Linked DNA regions of Homo sapiens: all the other regions are linked to region 1. Evidence: chromatin contacts called from ENCODE Hi-C or POLR2A ChIA-PET data. All regions are on one chromosome and are shown on one strand. The core of a region is the stretch at or near the end of the contact, and the rest is flanking DNA. Distances in the headings are between cores, read along the strand shown.

Region 1 (4,378 bases), core at 268-2,767:
AAATTAGCCAGGCCTGGAGGCACATGCCTACAGTCCCAGCTTCTCAGGAGGCTGAAGCAGGAGGTTCGCTTGAGCTCAGGAGGTTGAGGCTGCAGTGAGCGGTGATCATGCCACTGTGCTCCAGCCTGGATGACAGAGTGAGACTCTGTTGCAATAGAATAAAAAACACAGACAAAAAAAAAAAACACCTGCATCACCTGAGAACTTATTAGGAACCCAGACTCATGGGCCCCACCCTGACCTACTGGCAGTGGGCTCAACCATCTGTGTGTTAAGAAGCCCTCCAGGTGACCCTGATACCCCCTCAAGGCTGAGAAGCTTTGCCTAAACAGTGCCATTCACGGGAGGCATCCAGGTTATACCCAAGCCCAGGGAATCATCATCTCTGCACATGGACTCAGGGACTAGAAATTTTAAAACTCTCCTGAGTTTCCCAAAGGCAGATTGAGAACCCCTGCTTTAAATTTATCACCGTTAAAATTATCACCATTCCCCACTGAAGCTAGACGCACTCTCAGCCCCTAGCTGCCCATGCAGGGACCACTGGAGGAAGGGAAGGTGTTTGAGGACTAGACGTATGGTTCTTCAACTGTGGCTGCACATAAGAATTTATTCTGCAAATTAGAATTTGTAAGCACCCTGGGAATGCTTACAAAAGTCCGCTGCCTGGGCCCCATGCCCAGAGATTCTGATTCAATTGTTCGGAGGTGGGTGGGGATGAAAGCATCAGTAGATTTAGAAGCTCCCAAGTGACTCTAATATGTGGCCAGGGTTGAAAACCGCTGGGCTGGACATGAGTGAGCCTCCTCCTCAATCACTTCACCATGCCATGATATGGGAAGGGCATGATAGTCTCCTGGTCAGGAGGCTTGGGATGTTGTCACCAATTCATTCATTTATTCTCATATGCCACCCACTCACAGATTCACATGGAACACTCACATACCAGGAACGGTTCTGGCCATTTTATTTTGGAAGATCGGCAAAGGCTGCTCTGAGAAGGTGACATTTGCACAGACACCTGAAAGATGTGAAGGAGAAAGCCCTGCCAAGATCTTAGATTTTAACAGAAGAGTAATTCAGGCTCAAAAGCAAGTGCTAAGGCCCCGGGTTGGGGAGGGTGGGGAAGGGGGTTCGGGGAGCGTGCTTGGTGCGTTGAGATGAGTTGGTGTGGCTGGTCCAGTGTCAGCAGGTAGGAGGGTGACCAATGAGGCCACTGGAGGAATTCAAGCAGATGACTGACATAATCTGATTTTCATTTGTGTCACTGCATTGAGAGAAGATTAGCAGGTAATCATAACAGTTTTTCCTGTGTAAGTGTCATACATGCCTCATTGGGGAGGGGAAATAGCACTGTGGATTGGCTTCTAAGTTCAAATCACACCTGTGCCACCTACTAGTTGTGTGACCTTGAAGAGGTAGGTTCAGTCTCTCCATCCAACAGAGCCACCAAGCAGCAATTGGCTGCTGGAGGAGAAACACAGTACAGCCACATGGGGGCGCTCCTTCCTCTGGGAAGCGTTTCAATGGGCAACGTTGAGTTCAGAGAGGACCTACCAGTGCAGGTTGAAAGGTTCAGAAGTTTGGAAGCAAGAAGGCAATCAGCTTTCCCATCCAGACCAAAAGTTTCATACCCACTTTTTCCATGAACCAAAGGGCACAGGGTGAACAGCCTGGCATTCAGCAGCCCTCCCCGGGAAGTCCTGGCCAGAAAGGGGCAGGCTGGGGAACCGCATTACCTGGTTTCTGATGGAGCCACGACAGGAAGTTTATATGCCAAGGTGATCAGAGCAGTGGCTGTGAAAGATGCCAAGAACAGCATGGCCCCAAGGAGGATGAGGATCTGTGTACTCCTGCAAAGAAGAGAGGATACGGAGAGGAGTGCCCTTCAGTTTCTTGCCCCACACATGCGCTTCCTATGGCACGAAAGGCTGGAAATCCTGACCATCAGAGGTACTTCCTGCTTTTGAGAGGCCCTGCTTTTGAGAGGCTGATGAGTGGCAGGGAGAGCGGGGCTGGGGCTGGAGGACCTGAGGCAGCCTCGGTCTTGACCATCCATTAGTTGTGCCACACCGGGCAGGGCCTTGAGCTTGAGTTTCCTGGTCTAGACAGGAACAGTAATCGCATCCTCGCCTGCCCACCCTGAGGCTTACTATGCAGCTCAAAAGGAGTCCATGCCTGGGAACGTCCCTTGTCATCTATGAAACCCGATATGGATACAAGTGGTGGTTGATTTGGGAGAGAGGACTGTCAAAGGCAGGGTGGGACACGGGGTGGACCCACTCCAAGCACAGGGGAGAGAGGATCGAGAAGGAGGATGGTATGGTTTGGATCTTTGTCCCTGCCCATATCTCATGTGGAATTGTAATCCCCAGTGTTGAAGTGGGGCCTGATAGGAGGTGACTGGATCGTGGGGATGGATTTCCCCCTTGCTGTTCTTGTGATAGTGAGTGAATTCTCATGAGATCTGGCTGTTTAAAAGTGTGTAGCACCTCCCCGCTTTGCTCTCTTCCTCCTGCTCCCACCATATTAAGATGTGCCTGGTTCCCCATCTGCCCTGATTGTAAGTTTCCTGAGGCCTTCCCAGAAGCAGAAGCCTGCACAGCCTGCAGAACCATGAGTCAATTAAACCTCTTTTCTTTATAAATTACCCAGTCTCAGGTAGTTCTTTATAGCATGTGAAAACGGACTAATGCAGAGGGGGAACCAGGCACGCCTTCAACTGAGGAGCAGAGCCTGAGACAAATGTCCGGGTGCAGGTAGTTCACGTGGGTGTAGGAATGAGGGATAGGGTAGGAGAACAGGGAAGCAGGGAAAACCAATACCAGGATGTGCTATCAAGGTGGCCAATGCTCAGTTCTTCCAGAATGTTCCACAGGGCCATATGAAATGTACCTTAAAACTGTCCTGTGAGATGAAAGACAGAAGGATTTTCCCACTGTCTTCTATCTCAAATGGGTTAAGGATGGTCCCACACAAATTAATTCCTCCACACTTTGGGACCGTGCATGTATAAGACTAGGATGTTTCCTGAAGCACCCAGAGTGAGGCGCTGTCTGGTTGTACCTGCTCCGAAGTGTGAGGGTTGGGATTAAGAGGATCCACAGTGGTGTGGAAGAAATGTCAAACACAAGTGCGAGACCATCCAGGCACAGCCTGACCTGGAAAATGCCTTTGACAATGCAATTCTGCTAGTGAAAGTTGCCATGGCTGTTCATGAGGAAGGGATGAGATAGATACTATTCAGTTATCAAGTGATACAGGGAGAAAATTATTTTCAGCCAGAGTACCAATGTTAGTGTAATATTTGGAAAGAAGGATGAATTCTAGCTCCATGATGCTATGATTGATTACTAATGTCTGCTATGAGGGTAAGCAGGGGGTTATGGTAATAATGCTGTATGTATATTTACTATGACTTCTGCCAGACCCCTTAGCTCTTCTCTCCTTGAATTACTGAGCTCCAGAAAGACCTGATTCCACTGGCATTCCATGGAATTATATTCTCTAAAGGAAGAAAAGCCCTACTTTTATATTTCCCTCCACTTATAAGCTAAATCTTGTTGCATAGTCACAAGTTTGGACAGTGTGGGTTTTCAGCTGAAGGACTGAAATCCACCTTCCACGACAGCCTTTGGGAAAGATGCTGACACGGGGCCAGTGCTCCTCAGTCACAAGGACACTCACATGGGTTCCCAGGCAAGTCTAGAGTGCGGAGGCATAAGAACTCAGTGTCCTAGGTAAGTGGTAGTCAGGCCATCCAATAAAAACCCACAGCCACCCGAGTAAATATGTGTTTAACTCCCTGGGGGACTTGAGCCCAGTCCCTGGCACCTACTTCCAAGATCAGTATCTCCACCACAGACTCCACAAGTCTCTTCCAGCTAGCACCATTTCAACTAAACTCATAAATCTTCCTGACATTGAATGTTATGGGCTGAATTATGTCCCCAACAAAGTCCTATGTTGAAATCCTAACCCCCAGTAATTCAGAGTGTGACTGTATTTGAAGATAGAGTCTTTAAAGCAATAATTAACATTAAACGAGGTCATTGGGGTGGGCCTTAATCCAATATGACTGTGTCCTTATAAGAAGAGGAAACTTGGACACAGAAGGAAGAACATGTGAAGACTCAGATGTTTTGTTTTATTATTAATATTCCATTCTGGCAACAGTTAAATTGGATGACTAGAGGACTGAATATTGATGTTCCCTCTACGGAAAGTGATTTATCATTATGATTCAAGAGCGTAAAAGACATTCATGCCCTTTGACCTATTAATTCCCCTCAAAGATATATGTTGTAGAGAAGTATCAAAGTTGGAGACAAATGGTTTCCATGAAAATATTTATCAAGCCATTATTTATGAATGCATA
Region 2 (4,890 bases), core at 1,258-3,757, 150 kb after region 1:
TGACCTCGTGATCCGCCCGCCGCGGCCTCCCAGAGTGCTGGGATTACAGATGTGAGCCACCACGCCTGGCCAATGGTCTTTTAATTTAAAAGTAAACCCTATATAAATGACCTATAATTCACTAATAGCATTTGTGCTTAATGTATAATGTTCTTTCACCCAAAGACATCAACAATATCTGAGGGAATCAGACCTGTTTACAAAAAAGGAAATTGAAAGAACTCAGGTCTGTCACATGATCACTTTATTTTCTCGTATGACACAGAGACAAAACATTTCCTTTCCTACTCAAAGCCTCTGAGAATTATGAAAAGCTATTTCATCTTTGTTGGCAGAAGTCAAAAGTTATGAAGTCAAAAGAAAAACGTAAGAAAAACCTATTCACCCCTTAATCATACTTCTCATACTTTGTAACAAAATTCTTCTTCCTTTGCAATAAAAAAATTGTTGGTTTCCCAATTTCCAATTAGAGAATGTCAGTATTAAAGGCATAGGCACAGCCTAACCATTAAATCCCAACTTTAATCCTGAAACAGAAAGATGCACGCCTAAATCCAGCCAAGGTCTGCCTCCTCTGACCTGTGAAAACGCTGGTTCCCTATTTAATACAGAAACTAACATTTCCCTTAATGAAAATCAATACCCTCTAAATCATAACAGTCCTACTTAGAGAAAAACAAATCAAAGTCTACTGACCATCTTGGCAGTATTATAAAGGCTTCCCATAAAACAACTGTAATAATACAAGGTCTGCTTTGGGATTCCCAGTCTTATTTTCTAGCACTATCTGGCCACTGAGACCCTTCATTGTATCTTTTTTATTCCGCTGAATTTTTAAAAAAATAATTCTTTTATATATATATATTTTTTCCTTTCCCTTTCTTTTAGGATGGGGTCTCACTATGTTGTCCAAGCTGGTCTCGAACTCCTGAGCTCAAACAATCCTCCTGCCTCAGCCTCCCAAAGTGCCAGGATTACAGGTGTGAGCCACTGTGCCTGGCCCCAAAAAAATAATTCAATAAATGAATGGATCTAGCATGTTTTCATCTTTCCTATCTTTCCTTCAAATATAAAATGTTCTTATAACTTATGTTTATATTACGTAATGTTTCAAATTTAATTTCCTCCTCTTAGAAAATGAATCTAGCTAGCATCCCCAGTTTTTATACATCTTCAAGAAACACAGGGATTGACTTCTCTTGGCTGCCTACATTCAAATTCTTGCTCTTCCCATTATCATTATGCAAACCTTAGCTCTGCCTCCATCACCAATCTCTTACATCTTTAGAATTTCCAAGGCTCTGCACATTGTATCTCTTCCACCAAAGAAAAGAAAAAAAACCTTCTCTCTTCTCTTCCAACTGATCTTCTGCCGCTTTTATCCCACTTCAATCTCGACTGCATATCAGGGAAACCTATTTTCTCACTGCATTTCCATTCCAAACACCAAATCGGTTCAGCTACGCAGGTCGACCTCATGCTTCTTCACTCTTCCTAAACCAGCTGGGGACATGGGTCAGTTTGGGGGCCAAGTTTTTTTAAAAAATTTGATCAGCCGCGCCTCTGGAGCAGCTGCCATGGTTCACTGCCTCTCTCTAGGAAGTGCAGGCAGGGGTGGGAGAGACTGGGCCCCAAAAATGGCAGATTCTCAGATTTCAAAAAAATAGCATACACGCAGACACACACATGAAAAAATGTGGAAAAGAAAAATAAGCAGTTATGAAAAAAGCTATGGAATCTCTTAATTACTTGCCATCTGAAGGTCCCATGCCAGTGACAAATGCCACAGAAAAGTTTCATTTTACCTTTAGCCTTCACACTAATCAGACCCTGATTAAGTCGAGACAGCCAGCCCAGAGCACCTTGCAGGTCTAAAGGTTCCTCCCCGGCCACAGGGAAGAAAGCTGACACAATGGGACACCAACAAGTCGCCTGGACCCTCTGACCTGTCAGCACTGCTGGGCACCCTGATCACACTCTGCCCCCTCTCAGCACAAGAGCTTCATTTTCTAAGCAGCCTACACCAGGGTAACACATAGCGTACAAATACAGTTTATACGCACAGTCAAAGAACAAATGTATGTTTTGTTAATTCTGTATGAGTTAACAAGAAATTAGCAAATATAGTTGCTACTATCCAAAATAGTTATTTACTGGTTTCCTTAAACCTGATGATACCAATCATGGATATACAAATACTTTGCTCAAGGTAGTATGTTTTCTTCTTCAGCTAACACTTGATATTCCTGATCTGAAATATAACAGATTTCCTGATCTGAAATTCAAACTGCTTCTGGAAATATCAACACAGGAGTCACATACTAATGCCACGAACCAGGTCACGACCTTGGGAAATAGAGGAGTGAAGCCAGCCCCAGCCCTTTGCTGCAGTTATTCCACACTCCTCCCTCAAGGTTATAAAAGTAGGCTCCCCGCCCCCATCCATTCCCCACCTCGCACATCAGGAGCAACTAAGGGAAAGTCCCTGTCCCTACAAACCTCAGCCTTCTCTGAAAGCTCAACCTCCCCCACTCGGCCTACTTCTCACATCACAGCTCTCTAAGAAAGCTCACTCCCCAACTCCAAACTCTTCTGGGTCAAAACGAAAGCTCAGCTACAGTGAGAGCTCCTTTGCTTTTTCCAGGAGAGAAGCTCCAGGGAAATTGAGGGCGTGCCTGTAGCCCTCCACAGCAGGTCCTCAGCGTCATTTAGCACTGCAATTTTGTTTTTCCTTATTAACTCCCATCCTGCCAAGAGACAAGGGCTGCTTCTTTTCTTTCCTTTGACACAGGACCTGGCTCTGCTGTCCAGGCTGGAGTGCAGTGCCATGATCATAGCTCACTGCAGCCTCGAACTTCTGGGCTCAAGTGATCCTTACAAGCACCGCCACACTCAGCTAATTCTTATTTGCTGTAGAAATGGGGTCTTGCTCTCACCCAGACTGGTCTCAAACTGGCCTCGAGTGATCCTCCAGCCTCCCCTCCCAAGTGCTGGGATTAAAGGCTTGAGCAACCCTGCCTGGCCTAAGGCTGTGGCCTGCAGATGTTACTAATCTCTCCCTCTTCTAAACTCCATCCCCCCTTTTCTTTCTGAGGTTAACTTAAAAAATCATAGTCACCAGTCAAGAGGTCTCCCACAGCTTCATTCCTTCAAATCTTGCCTGTACCTTCATGCTGGCTTTGCCAAGCCGATCCTCCACAGTGAGCTTGGTCTGTCCCTTCTATTTTGGGTAATTCCTATCCCATTTGCCTAGTGGCATAGAGAGATCTCCTCCAGCCTTACCCTGGAACCCTTGGTGCTCTGTCCTCTTGCCACGCAGCCTTCATGGCTCAAGTTCTCCAGTACTGGGACATATCCTGCTCCTCCCAGTATCTCCCCAGCACTCTGACAATCCACTCTCTCAAAACCACCATTGAAATCCAGGCAGGGCTGGGCGTGGTAGCTCATGACTGTGATTCCAACACTTTGGGAGGCCAAGGCAGGATGATTGGTTGAGCCCAGTAAGTCGAGGCTACAGTGAGCTACAATCACGCCACTGCAATCTAGCTTAGGCAACAGAGTAAGACCCTGTCTCTTAAAAAAAAAAAACAAACCAGGCTGAAGGAGAGAATTTTAGGGCTCATGGAATAGTTCTGTATCACAAATGTGGTAGTGGAGACATGTTTCTGTGCATCTGTCAAACCCTTGAGAATTTCAGGCCAGGTGCGGCGGCTCATGCTCGTAATCCCAGCACTTTGGGAGGCTGAGGCGGGTGGATCACTTGAGACCAGGAGTTTGAGACCAGCCTGGCCAACATGATGAAACCCCCTCTCTCTCTCTCTACTACAAATACAAAAATTAGCTGGGCTTGGTGGTGCATGCCTGTAATCCCAGCTACTCGGGAGGCTGAAGCGGCAAAATCGTTTGAACCTGGAAGGCAGAGGTTGCACTGAGCTGAGATCACGCCACTGTACTCCAGCCTGAGTGATGAAGCGAGACTCTTTCTCAAAAAAAAAATAAACTAGAGAATTTCACTGTGTGTAAATATTAAATTTAAAAATAAAAACCAGGAATGGGAGGGGGCGTCCAAAATTAAGACCAACTGTAATTTTGGTCATTCATACAAATGAATAACATGACTACACTGAAGGGTTCAGGGAACAAAAAACTAACCTAAACAACTCAGAAAACAAAATTATGACTGTACATTGTAAGGCTAATGAAAAAGGACCGTGCACAAACACCATCCTCTAGTAAAAAACTGCTGAAATCTAGTTAGTAGTATTGTACGAATGATAATTTTTTAGTTTTCACAAGTGTGTTAGAATTACAAGATGTGACCTTTAAGTAAAGTTGGGTAAATGAGTACACAGAAATTCTCTGTCCTATTTTTGCAACATTTATTTTTTCTTTTTTTTGTAGAGACAGGGTCTTGCTATGTTGTCTAGGCTGGTTACTCCTGGGCTCCAGTGATCCTTCCACCTTGGCCTCCCAAAACACAGGGATTACAAACATGTGAGCCACTGTACCCAGCCAAAACTTTAAGTTAAAATTATTTCAACCTAAAAGTTAAAAAGGGAAAACCCAGGCTATGTGACATAATACAAAGGAGACAGCTTTGGAGATGAAATCCTTGCTGCCCTATTTACTACTATTAGCTAGTGACCTGAGGTGGCCATAGCGCCTCCCTGAGTGGCCCTTCCTCCTGGGTCCAAATGAAAGTGCATGCCGTCGCTGAATAGTGTAGTCTCACAGCCAGAAAACACTCCAGCAACGATCCATTCCCAATCCGTGTTCCCGCGTGCCTGTTTTTGCTGCTAATCATCTTTCATGTTGCCTGTGACCTCTGCAGAATTTCATTTTCTGGTCATCCTTTCCTCTCGTGGACCCCACAGCACTGCCTCAAGCTCA
Region 3 (5,008 bases), core at 1,370-3,869, 170 kb after region 1:
TGTATGTGTGTGTATATATATATAACTCATATATATATATATTTTTCCTCCCCAGGCTGGAGTGCAGTGTCAAAATCTCGGCTCACTGCAACCCCCACCTCCTGAGTTCAAGTGATTCTCCTGCCTCAGCCTCCCAAGTAGCTGGGATTACAAGTGTGTGCCACCATGCCCAGCTAATTTTTTTTTTTCTTTTTTAAACACAGTCTCACCATCTCCTAGGCTGGAGTGCAGTGGCGCGATCTTGGCTTACCACAACCTCCACCTCCCGGGTTCAAACGATTCTCCTGCCTCAGCCTCCTGAGTAGCTGGGACTATACAGGTGCATGCCACCACACCTGGCTAATTTTTTATTTTTAGTAGAGGCAGGGTTTCACCATGTTGGCCAGGTTGGTCTCAAACTCCTGACCTCAGGTGATCCTGCCTTGGCCTCCCAAAGTGCTGGGATTACAGGCGTGAGCCACCGCGCCTAGCCAAATTTTGGGGTTTTTTTGTTTTTTGTTTTGAGATGGAATCACAGTCTGTCACCCAGGCTGGAGTGCAGTGGCGTGACCTCGGCTCACCGCAACCTCCACCCCCTGGGTTCAAGAGAGTCTTCTGCCTCAGCCTCCCGAGTAGCTGGGATAATTTTTGTATTTTTAGTAGAGAGGGGGTTTCACCATATTGGCCAGGCTGGTCTCAAACTCCTGACATCAAGTGATCCGCCTGTCTCAGCCTCCCAAAGTGCTGGGATTACAGGCATGAGCCACCACACCCGGCCAAGAGTTTGTATTTCTTAAACACCCACTCCACTTCTGGAAAAATATCCTTTTAAGTAGAAAGTACAAGTTAATATAAGTGCTGTTTTCTTACTAACTGTATTTTACAGAAAAAGTACAAGTACATGGATATGTGTTATATGGCTCAAGAAAGACAACCTGATAAATTTCAGGTACACCTGGAACAAGCATCCCTCTTTATTTGTGGCAGTTACCTGGAAACAGGAAGTGCCCAGGGAGGGTTTATTCACCTCTATCTAGCTAACTTCAGAGCTTTTTAACTCTATGTGTTAACTACTTAGGCATATATATCTAAAATGCTTGGAAAAGAGAGAGAAAGAAAATCACGGAAAGAGAAAACATGATTTGTAAGAGGTCTGGGGGAGAAGTACACTGAATATTCTAAATCTGAAATGCTCCAAAATCCTAAACTTTTTGAGTGCCAAATTAACACTCAAATGCTCATTTGGAACTTTCAAATTTTGGATTTTTAGATTTGAGATGTTCAACTGGTGAGTATAATGTAAATATTCCAAAATCTGGAACAAAAAAACCTAAATGCTGGTCCCAAGCATTACGGATAAGGGATACTCAGCCTGTATGAATTATATATATATATATATATATAAAATATATATATATAATATATATTATATATATATAAATTATATATATATAAATTATATATATAATTTATATATATAATTTTTTATATATATAAATTATATATATTTTATATATATATAAATTATATATATTAATTTTATATATATATAAAATATATATATATAATTTATATATATATATATATATATATATATAATTTTTTTTTTGCCTTCCTTGGAGACAGAGTTTCGCTCTTGTCGCTCAGGCTGGAGTGCAATGGTGTGATCTTGGCTCACTGCAACCTCCGCCTCCCAGGTTGAAGCGATTCTCCTGCCTCAGCCTCCCAAGTAGCTGGGGTTACAGGCGTGCGTCACCACACCCAGCTAATTTTTTGTATTTTTGTAGAGACAGGGTTTCACCATGTTGGCCAGGCTGCTCTTGACCTCCTGACCTCAGGTGATCCACCCACCTTGGCCTCCCAAAATGTTGGGATTACAGGCGTGAGCCACTGCACCCGGCCATATTTTCATTTCTGAAAAGAAAACTTACAAGAAAAATATCTGATTTTATATTTATAAAATTAGAAAACGTGACATTGTACATTCTAAGTGATTCTTTACTTTCACATGGAGTTAACGGATTTAATATTTGACTGATTTGCAGTTTGCTAAAATCACATGAAAGTTCCAAAATGTTCAATTTTCCTTTATTAATGAACTATCTAAAAGTTTTATACTGTCTGCCTATATAAAATAAAATACTCATGATGATTGTGGTTTATTATTCAACTGAGTAAATTCCTTTAAAATATATCAAGTTTTCATAATTTAGATTAGAGCATAATCCCAGAAAATCCTTAAAGATATGAAGTTCTGCTCCTTCCATTTTCTGAGAACTAGAATAGGAGAGTAGTTAGAAATAATTTATGAACGCAAAGCTCTAATCTAATAAAAAGATGTTTGGGGAGGGCTCCTTTAATTCCGCAGGAAAAGCCATTGGCATATTATTTCTGCTCCCCTCTGCCCCGGGGGACGCAGGGATAAAGCAGCTTTCACAAAGCCCGGCTGCCTCAGTCACTTCCTCAGGAAGTGGCACTGACCGCAGCTCGCCCCGACTCGGTGTGGTCTCCAGCCTTCAGATAGGCCCTAGGATTGGGAAGAGGACACTAACCACAACCAGCAATACTGCCTAGTCCTGCATGACGGTCCCTCCTGTGAGCGTGGGGGTTCTGTTTTGGTTTGTGGTTTTGTGTTAAGCCCAGGTGGAAGATGACAGGTCACACAATGATGCAGCAGACTACCCATTTTCTTTCTTCCCCTCTTCTCCCACCAGACCACCCAACTGACCCCAAACACATGAGAGGCAGAGGGCTGCATCACCCCGGAAATAAATATGCATCGAACAATAACCAAATTAAGCAACTCCAGCCAATTCACATGACCAGTGTTTTCCTTTTCTTGCTCAAAAGTCAAAAACAGAATTGTGCTGACTTGCTGTGAGCGTGAAGGTTCTTGAACAGTGGAATATCTACTTACTGAATATATAAAGCCTCCAAAAATACCTGCCCCATGTTTCTCTTCAGAAAACAAAATGTACATTTAAAGGGCAAGACTGCCCTCAGGTTAGCATTTCAAAACCGTGGTTCTGCACAGAAAAATTCAAACACAGAAGAGTTTACTAAATACCAAACCACTGCAGGAGACCAGAAGGCCTGGGTTCTGCCCAGGGCCCCTCGGGCCCCTACGCAACTGTGTTGCGGAATAAGCCACCTAACAAAGCTATCAGAACTCCATCATCTGCCTGTGTTCCCTCAGGGTGTTCTTCATTTCACCGCCAGAAAAGCCTTAGGAACCAGGTAATTTACCAGAGCTGACCATCCCTGCAGGTATCTGGTAAAGGACAAGTGAAAATGAGCTCTGGGCAGGGCTTGCCCAGGAACCTACTGAGATTACAAGCTAATGAAAGAACATCTCCAACTAAGGAGATTACTACAGGATAGTCTCTCTCTAATAGCATACCCACAACCAATAAATTCTAAAAATCCATATAGAAAAAAACCTACTCTTCCCCTAGTTATTCCTGAAGAAAAATGGGCAAGGCCTCTATGTGCTATATCTGGATGACATGTCATTGATCTCAGGGCATAGAGGCAATGTTTTAAACCACAGAAATAAAATCTCCCAAATTGAGGATCACATGTACAAAAACGTTTGGTGCACAGTTATTTGTAACATAGCAAAGCACTAGAAATCATGTACATATCCATGACAATGGTACATAAACGATTATGTAACAATCATGGTACATCCTTTATTTTTCAGATTGTGGTAAAAATACACATAGCATAAAATTTACCATGGTAACCATATCTAAATGCACAGTTCAACAGTGTTAAGTGCATTCACATCGTTTTTGGCACATTCCTTTTTTATGGAGTACCATGCCCTGATTAAAAGTGAGGTTAGAGTCACTGTAAGTACTGAAGTGGAACAATCAAGATTGAACATTAAGTTAAAAAAAAAAATCAGGTCACAAAACAATACATACACTACCTTAAAATAAAATAAGCATACGTTTTTATATTTAAGCATATAGACACGTAAAATTCCTAGATACATAAAATTGAATGAAAGGACCAGGTGCAGTGGCTCACGCCTGTAATCTCAGCACTTTGGGAGGCCAAGGCAGGAGGATCACTTGAGGCCAGGAGTTCGAGACCAGCCTGGCCAATGTGGTGAAACCCTGTCTCTACTAAAAAAAAATACAAAAATTAGCTGGGCATGGTGGCACACACCTGTAGTCCCAGCTACTCAGGAGGCTGAGGCAGGAGAATTGCTTGAACCTGGGAGGCGGAGGCTGCAGAGAGCTGAGATGGCGCCACTACACACCAGCTGCGATGACAGAACGAGACTCCGTCTCAAAAAAAAATAAAGAAATAAAGTAAAATTCATAGAAAGGCTCAGAAGGATGCCACCACAGATCCTGACCCCCAGCTTTAAAAGGCTATGAAACGGGGTGAGGGAAATTTTGAGCTTTTACTCTCTACTTCCAACTTTTTTTTTTTTTTGAGACATTGTCTCGACCCAGGCTGGAGTACGATGATGCGATTTCGGCTCACTGCAACCTCCGCCTCCCGGGTTCCAGTGATTCTCCTGCCTCAGCCTCCTGAGTAGCTGGGATTACAGGTGCCTGCCACCACACCCAGCTAATTTTTGTGTTTTTGTAGAAACGGAGTTTCACCATGTTGGCCAGGCTGCTCTCAATCTACTGACCTCAAGTAATTCACCCTCCTCGGCCTCCCAAAATGCTGGGATTACAGGCATGAGCCACCATGCCCAGTCCAACTGTATTCTTCTAACACTAAAAAGAATTTTTTCAAAATTCATCCACATAAGTGTAGGTTTGCATTTTCAAAATCTCATTATGTGCACAAAAGGCAGGAGGTGGAAATTTAAATTTCCTACAAACTTTGAAGGTCATAATGTATATCTGTAAATGAAGATAATAATAAATTTCCTACAATCATCAATCCTGGCAATTCTGTCAAAGGTACTTTTGTACAAGCTCTGTTTTCCACTGGCTATACGTTCTTTTAACTAAAAAAAACAAAAACAAAAAAACACCCAGCTGAGCGCTGTGGCTCATGC

The links. A loop is a pair of places that touch in the nucleus more often than their neighbours do. ChIA-PET counts read pairs that join two places held with the same protein, here RNA polymerase II (POLR2A). Pooled maps may share reads with other maps.
Region 2: a map of heart left ventricle shows a loop between it and region 1 (4-fold over the local background). The contact joins two enhancer-like sites. A Hi-C loop is called at or near these places in 5 of 168 maps with a recorded cell type or tissue (CD14-positive monocyte, Calu3, ascending aorta and 2 more) and 7 of 50 pooled maps. POLR2A ChIA-PET finds 5 or more read pairs at or near these places in 1 of 52 experiments (OCI-LY7).
Region 3: a map of endothelial cell of umbilical vein shows a loop between it and region 1 (7-fold over the local background). The contact joins two enhancer-like sites. A Hi-C loop is called at or near these places in 7 of 168 maps with a recorded cell type or tissue (B cell, OCI-LY7, PC-3 and 4 more), 13 of 37 single-sample maps with no recorded cell type and 11 of 50 pooled maps. POLR2A ChIA-PET finds 5 or more read pairs at or near these places in 2 of 52 experiments (IMR-90 and naive thymus-derived CD4-positive, alpha-beta T cell).

The regions. Positions count from the first base shown.
Region 1 is chr18:59,054,515-59,058,892 of GRCh38, reverse strand. It overlaps the pseudogene OACYLP. Among named protein-coding and RNA genes, the nearest start is that of SEC11C, 83 kb to the left of the region's middle. Within about 2 kb of position 1,517, at least 5 of the 41 ENCODE cell types and tissues checked have a DNase peak (open chromatin) inside an H3K27ac peak, as active enhancers do; they include ascending aorta and dorsolateral prefrontal cortex, where a contact is called at or near this core.
Region 2 is chr18:58,909,581-58,914,470 of GRCh38, reverse strand. All of the region lies in intron 2 of ZNF532 (zinc finger protein 532), which reads right to left. Among named protein-coding and RNA genes, the nearest start is that of ZNF532, 47 kb to the right of the region's middle. Within about 2 kb of position 2,507, at least 9 of the 41 ENCODE cell types and tissues checked have a DNase peak (open chromatin) inside an H3K27ac peak, as active enhancers do; they include ascending aorta, where a contact is called at or near this core.
Region 3 is chr18:58,885,267-58,890,274 of GRCh38, reverse strand. The region is part of intron 2 of ZNF532 (zinc finger protein 532); the gene reads right to left. Among named protein-coding and RNA genes, the nearest start is that of ZNF532, 23 kb to the right of the region's middle. RefSeq lists enhancers at 1-458, 459-959. Within about 2 kb of position 2,619, at least 27 of the 41 ENCODE cell types and tissues checked have a DNase peak (open chromatin) inside an H3K27ac peak, as active enhancers do; they include dorsolateral prefrontal cortex, where a contact is called at or near this core.